4 separate regions of the Homo sapiens genome follow, and regions 2, 3 and 4 are each linked to region 1. The links are chromatin contacts, found by Hi-C in ENCODE. All regions are on one chromosome and are shown on one strand. Each heading gives the region's core, a stretch centred on a gene start or an enhancer-like site at or near the end of the contact. The rest is flanking DNA. Distances are from core to core; before and after follow the strand shown. Region 1 holds the start of QKI (QKI, KH domain containing RNA binding). Region 2 holds the start of TAGAP (T cell activation RhoGTPase activating protein). Region 3 overlaps IGF2R (insulin like growth factor 2 receptor). Region 4 holds the start of LINC02901 (long intergenic non-protein coding RNA 2901).

Region 1 (3,589 bases), core at 993-3,492:
GGAAATACTCAATTTAAGAGTTCCAGCATTTTTTTTTTTTTTTTGACATTCCAGAAAGTTTTCTGCCTCCACAATCTTTCAAATGCCAACACAAATAGGAAAAGCAGAACCCCTTAAAGGGACAGCTCAGGTTTTCTCTGGAGCAACTTGAAATTAACAGATTTGCTGTTCCAACAGCGGAAAATGCCCATTTCAACGTTGGTGAGTGCTGTATGTTTAACATACGGAAGCAAAACGACGAGAAAGCCGTAACACCTAACCATTTTCTACTTTTAAGTTGTTTCTATGACTTTCAAGACAACAGAACTCCTGGGATTTTTCTTTAACCATTTTTTATCATGGAAACATTTCCGGCCTTTTGTTCTCTAGTGACATTCCAACTCCCCAAGCTTCAAACTCCTGTTCCCCGACTCTATTTTTAAAATCTCGAAATTCTTGCGAAAAATCTAAACTCCATTGTTCATCTCTTCAACCTGTAGTTTTCAGTTTCCTTTACACAGTCCTCCGGTGGTGCCTCTAAGCAGGAAAAAAAAACAAACAAACTCCTGGCCAGTCGATTTTCGAAACAGACTTTTTTTGTGGTCTTTTTTTTCTCTAGGCGTCCACAGAAACCCACAGCTACTAGAAATTAATACTTCAGGTACTGCTATGAGAACTTCTTAAGGAAATTCCAAAGTTGGTCAACATTAATCTTCTTGTCATTCTTCACTCCCCACAGCGCTCCATACAGCTTTTTGGAAACTTTGGCTCAATTTTATTTCGCCCTTTCCAAACGTCTCGAAACCCTGTCCTACAAACTCAGGCGGCTGCGTCCCCGGGAGCAAACCCTCCGCCCAAGTTCTTCTAACTCAGGCTGCGCTCCGATCTGTCATCGCGTTATTTCGCACTCCACCCCCCCCCCCCCCACCCCCGAAAAGTGAAGTTCAACTCCCTAACAGTTCTCGCTTCCCCAAACAAAAGGGAAAAAAGTGCTTTTCGCCGTCACTTAGTCCTCCTTGTCGGCTACGCCAGCATAATTTCGGTCTCCTACGGAATTTCTTTAAACTAACGAGCCCCACACTGACTTCCACTTAGTATTGAACAGCTGCACCAACTCCCCAACCACGAAACCCCGCTTTAGTCCTCACGGGAGGGGAGAGCTCCCGAACGCGGGGCGGTGGGGGTCCGCGCAGAGCAGGCTCGGGAGGCCGAGCGGAGGAGCGGGGCCCGCGCCGGGCACACGCGTCCTCCAGGCCGGCGGCGCGGCGTGGGCCTGCTCTCGGGAGGGCTCGGCGAGGACCACCGAGTCCGCGCAGCCCCCGCCGACCTCTCGGAAATGTGACCGCCGAAGCTAGAGGGGCCGCAGGGCTCACCCCGCAGCCCTCCGCAACGCGCCAACTTGGACGCCAGCGGCGCGGGGTCCCGGCCGGGCAGGGGGCGTCCGGCACCGGCGGGTCCACCCCGGCCCGCCCGCCCGCCGCAAGCCCGGCCCGGCACCTCCTTTGTGCGCCCTCCTGGCCTCCCAGTCCCCCCGGCGCTCGGTCCCGCCCGGCCGTGACCTTCCCGCCCTCCCCACCATCCCAAGCGGGGAAAGGGGCCGCCCCGGCGGGGGTCGGGCCGGGGCCGGGGCCCTGGAGACGCTCACCTTCGTCCAGCAGCCGCTCGAGGTGGTTGAAGATCCCGCAGAAGTTGGGCAGGCTGCTCATGAGCTTCTTGTCGTTCATCAGCTGCATCAGGTAATCTGGGGTGGGCTTCGGCTTCTCCTTCGTTTCCATTTCCCCGACCATATTCCAGGCTCCGCAGCTCACTCCGCCCGCCGCCGCCGCCGCCGCCGCCGGAGAGGAGGGAGGGGCGGGGGCGAGCCCCGGCCGCGGGCCGCTCGGGACCCGGCGTCCCGCTCCGCGCCGGCTCCCGCTCTGGCTCCCGCGCCGAGCCCCGGGGCGGCCGGCACCGCGCGCTCGCCCGCCCCCCGCAGGCACTTTCCGCCCGGGCCCGACGCGCTCCCAGCCGCCGCCGCTCTCGGCCGCCCGGCTCGGCGCGTCCCTCACGAGGCCGGCGGGCGGGCGGGAGGCGGGTCTCGGCTGGCCGAGTGCGGGCGCGGGGCGCGGGCTGCTGGCGCCGGACGAGGAGGAGCCGGGGCCGCCGCTCGCTCGGCTGGTCGAGCCCGCTCAGCGCCGCCGCCGCCTGTGCCGCGGGCTCGGGGGGTCTCTCTGGGCTGGTCCCCGCCGCGGCGCCTCTGCCGCTGCCGCCGCGCTCCGACTGCGCTCCTCCTCTTCCTCCTCCTCCTTCTCCTCCTCCTCCTCCTCACTCACTTGGCGGCGGAGTTCGCCTCAGTTCAGGCGGCGCTGCCAGCGGCGGCGGCAGCAGCGGCGGCGGCGGGGGGAGGGGCAGCGGCGCGGGGAGGGCCGGGGGCGGGCGGCGGGCGGGGCCGCGCAGGGCGGCCGTTAGCGGGTCCCGGCCGGCGCGCTCCCGCTGCCTGCTGCCCGCCGCCCCGCGACCGGGGCAGCCGCCGGCGCCGCGCCCCCTCCTCCCTGCCTCCCCGGCGGGGCGGGCGACGGGGGCAACGGGAGTGTGACGGACTGCGGCGCTCGGCGGGCCTGGGCGCAAGGACTGGGTCGCCGCCGTGCGGGGCGCCCGGGGCGGGTGGGTGTGGGCTGCGGGGCCGACGGCCGCGGGGGGGGCGCGGGGCTTTCCACGGCACGGGGCGGGTGGGGCTGCGGGCGCGGTCGGGGCTGGCGCGGCAGGCGAGAGGAATTCCAGCGGGACGCGCCAGCGCTGCCTCCGCCTCGCCTCCCGTTACTATAGTTTTTTCAGAACCTCTTATCCACCCCGCAGAAGAGAAATTTTTTTTTAACGTCCTGTTGCTTCACGGGGGACTTTCGGGGTGGGCATCACGTGGCCCGACACGTAGCCGTGGGGCTCCAGAGCGCGTGCGCGCGTCGAGCCCGGTCGCCACGCCCCTTCCGAGGGTCGCTCCGCCCCCGTCGGGCCCCGCGAGCGCGCGGTGGGGGAGGGGAGGGCCCCGGAGCGCGCCTGCGTGGGGCGGGGGCGGCAGCCGACTAGGGGCTGGGTCTGGCCGTTTAGGGCCGGGTCTTGGCCCGTCGCCCACGGTGCGGAGGGCTGGTGGGCTTTCCTTGGCCGTCGGGCCCGCCACGGCGCGGGTCTTGGCTGCGGGGCGGAGGTGGGGCGGGAGAGCCGAGGATAAGAGTTTGAGGCTTTTCGAGGCGCGTGCCGCGGCGTCCGCCTCTGCGGGACTCTGCGCCGGGCGCCCTCGGCCGGCGCGCCCGGCTCCCGCTTTGTCGCCGAGGGAAGCACGCGCGACGCCCCTCCCGTCGCCGCCGTGGCTTCTTTCGGTGTTCGTGATTTGCTGAGAGGCTGGAAAGCAGCACGGCGGAGAGGAGCCTTGCACTCGCCAGGCGGGAAGCCTGCGCGGACACGCGTGCGCACCCACGGGGCGGCGGGCGGGCGTGGGGGGTCCGGGCCACGCGGGCGACGCGCCTCTAGGGAAGCGATCTTGTTGCACCTTCCCGTTATTCTGAAAGCAAATCGTAGCCAGACCCGAGCGCAGCGGCTTAGCAAATAATAAGGGGAGCGTCAGTCGTGCTCGAAA
Region 2 (3,351 bases), core at 140-2,639, 4.4 Mb after region 1:
GGAGCCCCCAGCTGGAAGCCTGAAAACCAGGATCTGTCCCTAGGTCCCCACCGAGCCGCTAAGTTACAGAGCAAATTTCGACCTCTCTGTGCTTCGGTTTCCCAAAGTCTGCCCCATAATCACCTCCTTTCAGTAAAATGACAAAAGAACTGACAATGCGGAAAAGTCTTAAAATTAAAGATGCTGATGATAAATGAAGCCAAGTTATTTTAAAACTTTTTATTGAAAAATTACATAAATAGGGAAGTGTGCACATAAGCCTAGCACCACCCAGATCAAGAATGGACCATCACCAAGCCCCCCGCTGGCCCCTGGAAGTCATTACCATCCCCTCTGGGAAACTGCTACTCTTGCTTCCAACAGCACAGACGACTTTTGCTAATTTTGTGCTTTGCATTAATGGGAGCCGGCAGGATATACACTTTCACGTCTGGCTTCTTTTGCTCAGCGTCATATTATGAGATCCAACCATATTGTTGGCTATAGTCATAGGCTGTTCATTATCAGTGCTATACAACATTCATTCCCTATGTGAATGGATCACAATTTATGCATCCATTCTCGTGTCGAGGCATTTGAGTGGTTTCATATATAGCCCTTGATCTACAGAAAAGATCAGAAATTCTCTTATGCAGAAGAGTGATCCACAAATGAAATTCACCATCTCTTTCCTACTTTAAGTTGGTCTGATCAAAGGAATTTTTTTGTTTGTTTTCCTTCCGTGTCAGAACGACAGCTGCTCTGACTGTAAATTAAGTATCAATACTTTTGACCAGGAGTTACAGAAAGGAGGAGGGGGTTACTATATTGACAACTGACTCGAGGGAGTTTTCTTTCTACTTCCAAAGGAAACTAACCTGGCTTTGGACGGTGATTGTTCCTCAAGGAAGGGACTGTCTTGGGTTTCTTTCTGGTTCTGTAACAGTGTCCCACATCCAGGGGTGCTAATCAACGTGTGGTGCTGGTGGACAGAGCAGATGGCACGTGGGAGGGGAAAGAGCACCCAAACAGGATGCAAAAAGAGGCACTTGAAATTACCACTTTAGAAAATAAAGTGATGTTTATGCACAGAATAACACAATTTCTTGTTCACACATCCCACCTATGACATTAATCAGAGCCTTCACCTATGGGCTGAATGTCATGTTTTCCACTCCTAGTAGTTTACAGATTTTTTACTTTGAAGTGGAAGACACAAAAAAAAAAAAAAAAAAAAAAAAAAAAAAAGACATAGCTGCCCTAAAAGGAATGAGGAAGCGAGAGCTCTCCAGTGTCTGGCTGGCTCCGTCCGTGTGACAGCCCATGATGTTCTTTCCGGTCTCTGTAATATTCTGAATTTCCACCTGCCCGCCCCTTCGCTTATAATGCAGAGCATGTGAAGGGAGACCGGCTCGGTCTCTCTCTCTCCCAGTGGACTAGAAGGAGCAGAGAGTTATGCTGTTTCTCCCATTCTTTACAGCTCACCGGATGTAAAAGAACTCTGGCTAGAGACCCTCCAAGGGTAAGTACACTATATATTAACATGCCTAGAAATTACAAGCTGCCTCGCAAGTCACAGGTCACTCAGATCACAGGCAACAGAAAACAGCTATCCCGTGGAATATGCTCTCACTTTATAAAGTCTCAGGACAAAGCTTTGCTTCAACGTGAAGGCTGCACCTTTTTGGTGTAGGAGTTCTGTAAATGTTATCTTTGTTTCATGTTTACTATTTTAGCATCCTAGGGATATGTTTTTTTTTTTTTCCTTTTTGGATTAGATGAGAAAATCCATGCAAAGCACCTACTACGACAGCTGGCATATAGTCAGCACTCCACCAAAAAAGTTAATGTTCATGTTAATTTAAAATGTTAACGTAATTGATATCCAGATTATCTCTTGATGGAACGGAATAAATTGGTAACAACGTTTAGAGTGGTAAAGATAGTTGACTTAAATAATTTAGAAATAATTGTGTTCAGATGCTGCTCTTAACAACATACAACATCTGGTAACAGAACTGATTTTAAATGAAAACTTGTCTATGTAATAGTTTTTTCCAAAGTAAAGGCAAGTGAAAAAATAGCAAAAGAGAAAAATAAATAAATAGTTTCAAACTCTGTGCTTTGGCAAAGTGGCGCTGAAAGTGGCCTACTGTGTGAGTCCCTCCTAACTCCTTTCCATGTGATTCGTTGTAGACAGAGGCACAGCCACACGGGAGTGAAATCCACCCCTGGACAGTCAGCCGCAATACTGATGAAGCTGAGAAGCAGCCACAATGCTGTGAGTGCCCCTCTCACATTCATTCATTCACGTTTCCTACAGGCAAGGGCCAAAAGATATTTACCTAATTTTATTTTTTCTCTTTTAGTCAAAAACACTAAACGCCAATAATATGGAGACACTAATCGAATGTCAATCAGAGGTAAGAAAGCAATTTTTAAGACTTTTTATCTGTACTGTGAGAAGGTGGAAAACTTTGTTTTAATTGAATATTATTTGGGTTGAATAGTAATTATAAGAGTAGTAAACTAACATCACACATGTAGTAAATTAAGCACATTAATTAGGATCTTATATGATGACAATCAAGACCTTAATATTGCTTCTAGAAGCTAGAAAAAACATCAATGCACTCTACTGACTTCATTTTTAATATGAATAAAATGCTGTATGTGTGTTTTGTGGGGAAAGACTCGATAGGTTTCTTCAGTCACTATATTTAACTGAAATAAAAATGTTTTTAGGGTGATATCAAGGAACATCCCCTGTTGGCATCATGTGAGAGTGAAGACAGTATTTGCCAGCTCATTGGTGAGTTTTAAAAACATACCGATCTTTTATGTAAGTGCTAACAACCAGTGCTCTTGGTTTGCAAAACCACAGCGCTTTTACTCTACTAGGAATTTTTTTGTATAAGTTGTTCTGTTAAAGACCGCAGAACATTAACCCTTAAATGGCAGGTATGCTCCAACTCACTAGAGCAGGGAGTGCTGGGAAAGGAAAGAGCCTCTCCATAGAGAATCCCCAGTTCTGCCAAGCGTTTTTAATGCGGTTCAATCTCCTGGCCATGTATGTTTCGACAATTAGCATGCACACATTTGAAAAACACACAGTGTCTTTTCCATTTTCTTCCTTCTCTTATGGAGAATGCATCCAAGAGCCTATGAAGCAACTGTTGCTGATCTCAAATCCCAAAGGACCCACCATTCACTCTCAACTTTTTTCATAATGCATTTCATTATAGCGTAACCCTGACCCAGTTCTCCTGAACCATAAAGACAGGCCACTTCTTTCTCATCATGCTTCCACTTGCCAATCTGAAATGTATAGAAACAGATGCCAATGCATTTAGAAAATATAGCCTTTATAAT
Region 3 (3,575 bases), core at 1,061-3,560, 3.4 Mb after region 1:
GGTTCGTTTACAGCAGTATTACCACAAACATGTGACTAATGCATTGTGCTACGACATTACAATGGCTACAGCATCACTAGGTGATAAGAATTGTTCAGCTTCATCCTAATCTTCTAGGACCAAGGTCATTTATGCAGACTGTAGTTTATGCAGTCCGTCATTGGCCAAAACGCTTCTCTTCTCGTTTTTAATGTCATGGATACTACTTATATCGTAAAGGCAGAATTCTCAGAATGGTTGAACCCATCTGAGGACAGCCTCTATGAAAAAGCTGTGAACTGTCTGAAGATTCAGACCACATCACATCATGCTGATCAACAGATCATATGCTTTTCCTTGCTCAACTTCTTCCCCAAGCTTAAACTTCTGCTACTCTATACTCCCAGTCCAGTTCTGCTTTCTCTTCTGCACAGTGTGAATTGCCAAACACCAGAGCATTGCCTTCCACAACCTCTCTTCCCATACCCAACTGGTTTCCATGGAAATAATATCAAGTCCCTCAGCCGGCTCCTTCCCACTGGCTGCACTGTCCTTGCTATTTCTATGTAAGCAGCTTGTGAACTCTACAAACAAGGTCCACATCTATATTGTCTTCCTCAACTCAGATGCACACTCTCCTTTAATGAGACTACTCAGCTCAGCAGAGTCCAACAGTGACACAACTCAGAAACATTCTACAATCAAACCATCAGGCCCAGCAGGAAACGGGGAGCAGCAGAAGTCAAATACAAGGCAAATGACTTTAGAAGATCTCTGCTTTTAAAGCAAAGTCTGTGGCAGAAACATACCCTATTTTTTTAATTTAACAAGGGCAATTAATTTAACCATATAAACCAAGCACACAGTCGGAATCTTTCCCATAAAGAAAGCTCAGATACTGTTTTGCTCCTGACTGTAATCTCACTGCTTCTGCTGAAACTATCCTGGAGAACTGCAGTCAGTCCACGCCTGTTCAGAAGTACAGAGGTTCCATTTTAACCTCATTTGCTTGAAATTTCATAATATCCTGAAAGGTGTTGGCAGATTACCAATTAGAAGGAAGCACACAAGTAACAGACTGTCAGCTGGTTAACCCAGAGACAGGAAGGTGTTTCTACTTTCCTGCTACTGTTCCAGCAAGGGCCGCAATCGAAACCCACCCTGGTCCAGACGAAACCAATCGAGGGGCTGCAATGAAGAAGTCAATGTAGCCCCAGGCCGACACAGCTGCCTAGAGTTCAAAAAGCTTAAAACAGAGATGCAGAGCCATCTCCACTGAGTGAGTTCTAAATGTCTGTCCAAAAATGAAAAATAAAAAATTCAAAATACAATGTCATAGGGATACAGATATAGAATATCTTTAAACTGACATTGGTATCTTAATATGACACCTCTCAGAGTTTTCATATATGCCATCACTCAATGCTTGCAAAACCACAATAGCTTGCAAGATGTAATTTGGAGTTCTTTCCTTTTAAAAACAGCTAGCATCTAAAGTATGTAAAATTCTATGATCAAAATATATGGTATGCTCAATCTCTTAAAGAAAATAAATCTTAGAAAACTGGGTTCCTTCCCTTCAACACAAAACATCTCCATGAAGTATCACTCTGTCCCTTCCTCATTTATTGCCATATATCCAAACTCTTTTAAAATATATCTTAGTTTCCTCAGTCCCTGTGAATCTTGGGGTTATGCTAATGGTCATGTAACTATTAAACATTTTACTACTGGCCTGCAATTAATAAAGCAAGATAAAGGCAGGATGGGATCAGTAATAATAAAAGTAGGCACGTGTGAATCTGTAATTTGGTTTCCTTAAAAGACAGAAACCCAGTTGGTGACACATAAGTGAAATTCACATAACAAGATACATGGTCACTAGCTAGAGAAATGTTTCTCTGAGTCTACAGCAAGCAACAAATCTAACATGTTGGAGACAAAGAGAATGTGAAGTGTTTCCAACCTGAACATCCAAAAAAGATTCTCCTACTTTCGACATGCACGCAAGTCCTCTAACAGAGTATTCAAGAAATCACCTGGCTCACTACTGTCCCTCAACAGTATCAGACAGTGTTTCAGCTCATACATATCCAGCACAGTCACCTTCAGAAATCCAGACCAGTCTCCTTAACTAAGGAGAAAGGGAAAAAACAGCAAGGAAGAGGAGCAAGGAGGCAGGGTTCCCACACTGGACCTTGGGAGCAGAATGTCAAGAGCCTAAGGTAACCACTGTCGTCAACAACTTGCTGTTGCCTACACTAAAAGAGAAACAATCTGATTTGCATGAAGACTCCTACCCCGAGCTGAAGGCTGGGGAAGCACGTGAGTTTGACACAGCATGGCCAGAGCTTATATAGGAAGTACTTCACTTCCTATTCTAACAAACCCACAAAGCTGTGGACAAAGATACAGGGCCGACAAATACAAATAAATAGAAGCAGGGAAATGCCAAACGTCAGCCTTTGGTTTTCCCTGAGAGGTATGCAGGGTCTGGAAGGAAGCCCGGTGTATGGAGAGGGATCCGGCTGGAAGCCCTAAGTCAAACACGACATCTAAGTTGATGTCAGAGCCCAGGGAACCAGGGCAGGCAATGGGGACTGCGTAACAGAGGTCACCTGGAATAGAGAGGGGGCACGCTACCCTAAGAAAGGTGCCATGAAGGGCCTGGGCCAGATTCCTGCCCCAGCGCTGACTAACAAGCTGTGTGAGCCAGTCTCTCCCAGCTCAACTTCCTCGACAAAACTCAGCTAGCCTACAAGGTCATTGTGAGGAGAAAACCACCACCAGGAACACAGAGCTATCGAAACAGACTATGATCTAAAGCTTTCATTTGAATCCAGAGAGAGAGTTGGACTGCTTAAAAACTAAGTTTACAAAAAAAGGTGAGTTGGCTGGGGGCGGGGGGTGCCCTCTGAAAGGAGTGTCACATGACACTGGCAAGGAACTGGAGGGAGAGACGGGCAGGCCCCTGTCCGGAGGCATCTCCTAGGAGCTGATGAAGACAGAGACACACGCACTCAGACAAACACACTCACACACACACACTCAGACACACACACTTGCACTCACAGACACTCAGACACACACACTTGCACTCACACACTCGTGCACTCACACACGCACTCACGCACACATACACACTCAACTGCCTCCTGGGACCTCTCAGGACAAGGATGCCACTCTGGCCTGCCCGCCCTGCACCATCCACAACAGAGACAGGTGAGTCCAGAGCTTCCAGCAGAAGAGCAGCAGGGGAAACAGAACAAGGGCAAACACACCAGGGTGTGGCGTTCCCAGGAGGTGGGCAAGTGCCCTCCACAACAGAAAGCTACCACAAAAATGGCTGGTCCTCTCTGCTATCCTTGGCTCAGATCAACTCAACAGTACAGGATGCAGGCCAGTATTTCAACCCTAAACCCTGCTCCGTGATGATTTTCTTCCAATCAGAGCAATTACCTGGGCGGTCTCATACTTTGCTCCTCATGTATAAAGAAGAGTTGTAGATGGGCTAAACTCCCTGCTTTGCCATGTGGATGTCTGAGGCCAACCGCCTTTAAGGACAATCCAGCCCCCAGCGCAGAATTCAGACCTTA
Region 4 (3,322 bases), core at 457-2,956, 4.5 Mb after region 1:
TAGCTGATGGGCTAAAAAAAAAAAAAAAAAATCACATGGCGGGGCGCGGTGGCTGATGCCTGTAATCCCAGCACTTTGGGAGGCCGAGGTGGTCAGATCACCTGAGGTCGGGAGTTTGAGACCGGCCTGCCCAATATGGTGAAACCCCATCTCTACTAAAAATACAAAAATTAGCCAGGTGTGGTGGCACCAGCCTGTAATCTCAGCTACTCGGGAGGTTGAGGCATGAGAATCGCTTGAACCTGGGAAGCGGTGGTTACAGTAAGCCGAGATCACACCACTGCACTCCAGCCTGGGCAACAGAGACTCTGTCTCAAAAAAATAAATAAATAAATAAAGTCACAAAAAATCTCGCAATGTTTTAAGAAAGTTTACAAATTTGTGTTGGGCCACATTCAAAACCGTGGCCTGTGCGGGTTGGACAAGTTTGGAATAAAGCATAATGCTTGATTGCAATTACATGAAGTTTAAGAGTAGACACAACTCATACTTGGTAATTTAAGTCCAAATGAATAGTGGTTACCTCTGGGGAAGTACTACTGACCGGAAGGAGCAGTTGGAAACCTGGGGTGATGGAAATGTTCTAGATCTTGACCTAGGGGCTAATGACATGTGTATACATATGTAAAACTTCACCCAGCTGTCCTCTTAATTTCTGTGCGATTTATTGTGTGTAAATTATATCAGTTAGGAAAAAATAAGAAAAATGAAGGAATGATGGAGAAAAAAAGAAATGAAGAGAAACGTAACGAAGGAAGAAAGAAGGGAGGAAGGGAGGGAGGGAGAGAGGAAGGGGGGATTAAACCCAAGCACGGAGGGGGAGAGATGCTCCTCAAAAATATGCTATCAGTCATGTAGTGTTATTTATTTATTTATTGAGATGGAGTCTCGCTCTGTTGCCCAGGCTGGAGTGAGTGGCACGATCTCGGCTTACTGCAACCTCCACCTCCCAGGTTCAAGAGATCCTCCTGCCTCAGCCTCCCGAGTAGCTGCCATTACAAGCACACGCCATGGTGACCGGCTATTATCTGCATCTTAAAGATGGGGAAAGTTTGAGGTTTCCTGATGTGTTCAGCGTCACAGACTGGGTGAGTGACTCAAGCTGAGGCTAAAACCCAGGTGTGTAGGGCACCAAAGCCTTTGTGATTCCACCTCCTACAGCTCAGGTCACTTCCTCGGAGAAAGGTGACTCCTAGAAATGCCTCCCACCTGGAACTGATCTCCTCCTGGGAAGAACGTCTGTCTTATCGCCGTCGACCTTAGGCATGGACACCCTTCTGTCCCCCACCCACAACTGTGAGCCTGCTCAGGAGGCACAGCCGCGTTCATTCATTTTAGGCCTCCTCAAGGGCTCAGCGCCTGCTAAGCAGATGCGCGTTCCTGTAGGACAAGGGGTGGCCACTGGAGACGCGGGTGCGACGCAGGCGATCACGCCCTCGGACGACGCTGCGGACTGCGCTTCCTTCCGAAGAGGGAACCGTTGAGAAGAGTGAAGCGATGAGTTATGCCTCACTGGAAACCAACCGCGTCCGTGTGACTCACTTAGAAACTCACTGTTACATATTTGGAGCCTGAGCTGACGACCTTCCGGGTACACGTCAGGCAGAAGCAGGTGCGCGGTGGGAGTGTCCGCCCCGCCCCGCCGGTCGCGCCGGCCCCGCCCCCCTCACCTGCGCGCGCAACCCCACCCCAGCGCGAGGCTCTGCACCGGCCGCGCCCGCCATCCAGCTTTTATATGGCGCTATTTTGGTCGCGCGCCCTGATTGGCCGGGAGCGGGCGACGACACGCTCGCGCGCCTCAGGGAGGGGCCAAGATCTGGGGGAGGGGAGCTTCTGGCAGCCGCGCGGATCCGGGGGCGGCGGGGCGGGACTGCTGCGGTCTCTGGGGGTGCTTTGGGGCTTCTGTGCCTAGTCTGCAATCTGTTAGTGGGGTTATATTTTAATAAAAGAGCTTGTGTGTCCGAAGGGGATTTGCCAAGAACCAAACTCACCCTTCTGGGAGGGAGTTGCCAGATGGCGGGAACAGGCGGCGTAAACCTTACCAGACGTGAGCCCAGGCTGCTCAAGTGTCATTCGCGTCTTGAAGCTCTTGCCCGCCTCCCTTTGCAAGCGCGTCTAATGCCAACTCTACCTTGCCCTTTGCTAAACCAGCCCTCTAATGTGTTATCGTGCCTCACGTCAGACAATGGCTGGGCCTGTCTCTCTTTCCCCTTGGTTCTGTCCTCTGCCCTTCTCTTAAGCCAGAAGAACAAAACACTCCTTAGAATCGCTGGAGGATCTCATTTCCACCACATTCCCGTGTCCGGAGCCGAAGAGCCACGTCTGACCCTCACTGGTCTGGCTGTCCACCAATCAGGCAGCATTGCTTCTCTGAGTCTCAAGGTTATTAAATTTCTTCTGGTGGCAGACTGGTTTTGTACTTTGGTGAAAGTGACCAAATAGGTACGAAGTGTGATTCATCAAAAATTCTTACACTTAAAAAGATAAGCCAAAAGGATCATTCGAAGCCACCACTCCATATTAGATGGGAACTTAGCTTGAAAGGGGTTCTCTTAAGGATTTCTATTTACTTCTTTGAATTACAAATATCATCTCTGGTTGGAAAGCCTATAAACGCCTCTGAGATTTCCTGAGTTCACAACTTTGAAGATCATTTGCAGCTGGATGCAGAAAAAACAAACCTAGTAATTGTTGAATGTGGACATCAATAAGAATTAAGTACTTTTGGCCCAAAGGCAGTGGTTCACACCTGTAATCCTAGCACTTTGGGAGGTCGAGGCAGGAGGATAACCTGAGGTCAGGAGTTCCAGACCACCCTGGCCAACATGGTGAAACCCCATCTCTACTAAAAATACAAAAATTGGGTGGGCGTGTTGGCGCATGCCTGTAATCCCAGCTACTCAGGGCTGAGGCACCGAATTGCTTGAACCCAGGAGGCAGAGGCTGCAGTGAGCAGAGATCATGTCACTGCACTCCAGCCTGGGCGGCAGAGCAAGACTTGTCTCCAAAAAGAACTTTCAATGTGCCAGGCATTTTAAATGCTTAACAGGCATTTCATTTAATCCTCACAAAATCCCCATGACTTAGATACTATTATTATACCCATTTTACAGAAAGGGTCTAGAAAGCTTGCATAACATTGTGTCTGGACTTGGTTCCTGCCAGTGGGTTCGTGGTCTCAGTGACTTCAAGAATGAAGCCACAGACCTTCGCGGTGAGTGTTACAGCTCTTAAAGATGGCCGGGACCCAAAGAGTGAGCAGTAGCAAGGTTTATTGTGAAGAGCGAAAAAGCTTCCACAGCATGGAGGAGGACCCAAGTGG

The links. A loop is a pair of places that touch in the nucleus more often than their neighbours do. Pooled maps may share reads with other maps.
Region 2: a pooled map shows a loop between it and region 1 (6-fold over the local background). The contact joins the promoter of TAGAP here to the promoter of QKI in region 1. A Hi-C loop is called at or near these places in 6 of 50 pooled maps.
Region 3: a map of naive thymus-derived CD4-positive, alpha-beta T cell shows a loop between it and region 1 (12-fold over the local background). The contact joins the enhancer-like site here to the promoter of QKI in region 1. A Hi-C loop is called at or near these places in 1 of 168 maps with a recorded cell type or tissue (naive thymus-derived CD4-positive, alpha-beta T cell), 2 of 37 single-sample maps with no recorded cell type and 10 of 50 pooled maps.
Region 4: a pooled map shows a loop between it and region 1 (15-fold over the local background). The contact joins the promoter of LINC02901 here to the promoter of QKI in region 1. A Hi-C loop is called at or near these places in 5 of 50 pooled maps.

What each region holds. Positions count from the first base shown.
Region 1 is chr6:163,413,371-163,416,959 of GRCh38, reverse strand. QKI (QKI, KH domain containing RNA binding) reads right to left here and starts at 2,242. Exons shown (of 8, transcript NM_006775.3): 1 at 1,625-2,242. The coding sequence starts at 1,766. LOC124901234 (basic proline-rich protein-like) reads right to left here. Exons shown (of 4, transcript XM_047419614.1): 2 at 2,875-3,589; 3 at 2,292-2,711; 4 at 1,784-1,995. The coding sequence ends at 1,784. CAHM (colon adenocarcinoma hypermethylated) reads left to right here and starts at 3,010. Exons shown (of 1, transcript NR_037593.1): 1 at 3,010-3,589. RefSeq lists silencers at 1,224-1,413, 1,614-1,663, 1,914-2,733, 2,824-3,589 and enhancers at 1,684-2,337, 2,338-2,990.
Region 2 is chr6:159,043,029-159,046,379 of GRCh38, reverse strand. TAGAP (T cell activation RhoGTPase activating protein) reads left to right here and starts at 1,389. Exons shown (of 10, transcript NM_054114.5): 1 at 1,389-1,501; 2 at 2,176-2,260; 3 at 2,349-2,402; 4 at 2,725-2,791. The coding sequence starts at 2,234. It overlaps TAGAP-AS1 (TAGAP antisense RNA 1), which reads right to left. Exons shown (of 5, transcript NR_183546.1): 5 at 3,324-3,351.
Region 3 is chr6:159,980,791-159,984,365 of GRCh38, reverse strand. The region is part of intron 1 of IGF2R (insulin like growth factor 2 receptor); the gene reads right to left. Among named protein-coding and RNA genes, the nearest start is that of IGF2R, 13 kb to the right of the region's middle. RefSeq lists a silencer at 875-1,169 and enhancers at 1,048-1,287, 2,035-2,204, 2,395-2,504, 2,515-2,564, 3,397-3,575. Within about 2 kb of position 2,310, at least 28 of the 41 ENCODE cell types and tissues checked have a DNase peak (open chromatin) inside an H3K27ac peak, as active enhancers do.
Region 4 is chr6:158,868,198-158,871,519 of GRCh38, reverse strand. It overlaps LINC02901 (long intergenic non-protein coding RNA 2901), which reads right to left and starts at 1,706. Exons shown (of 3, transcript NR_160980.1): 1 at 1,543-1,706. RefSeq lists enhancers at 713-1,386, 1,317-1,486, 1,387-2,059, 2,060-2,732 and a silencer at 1,567-1,886.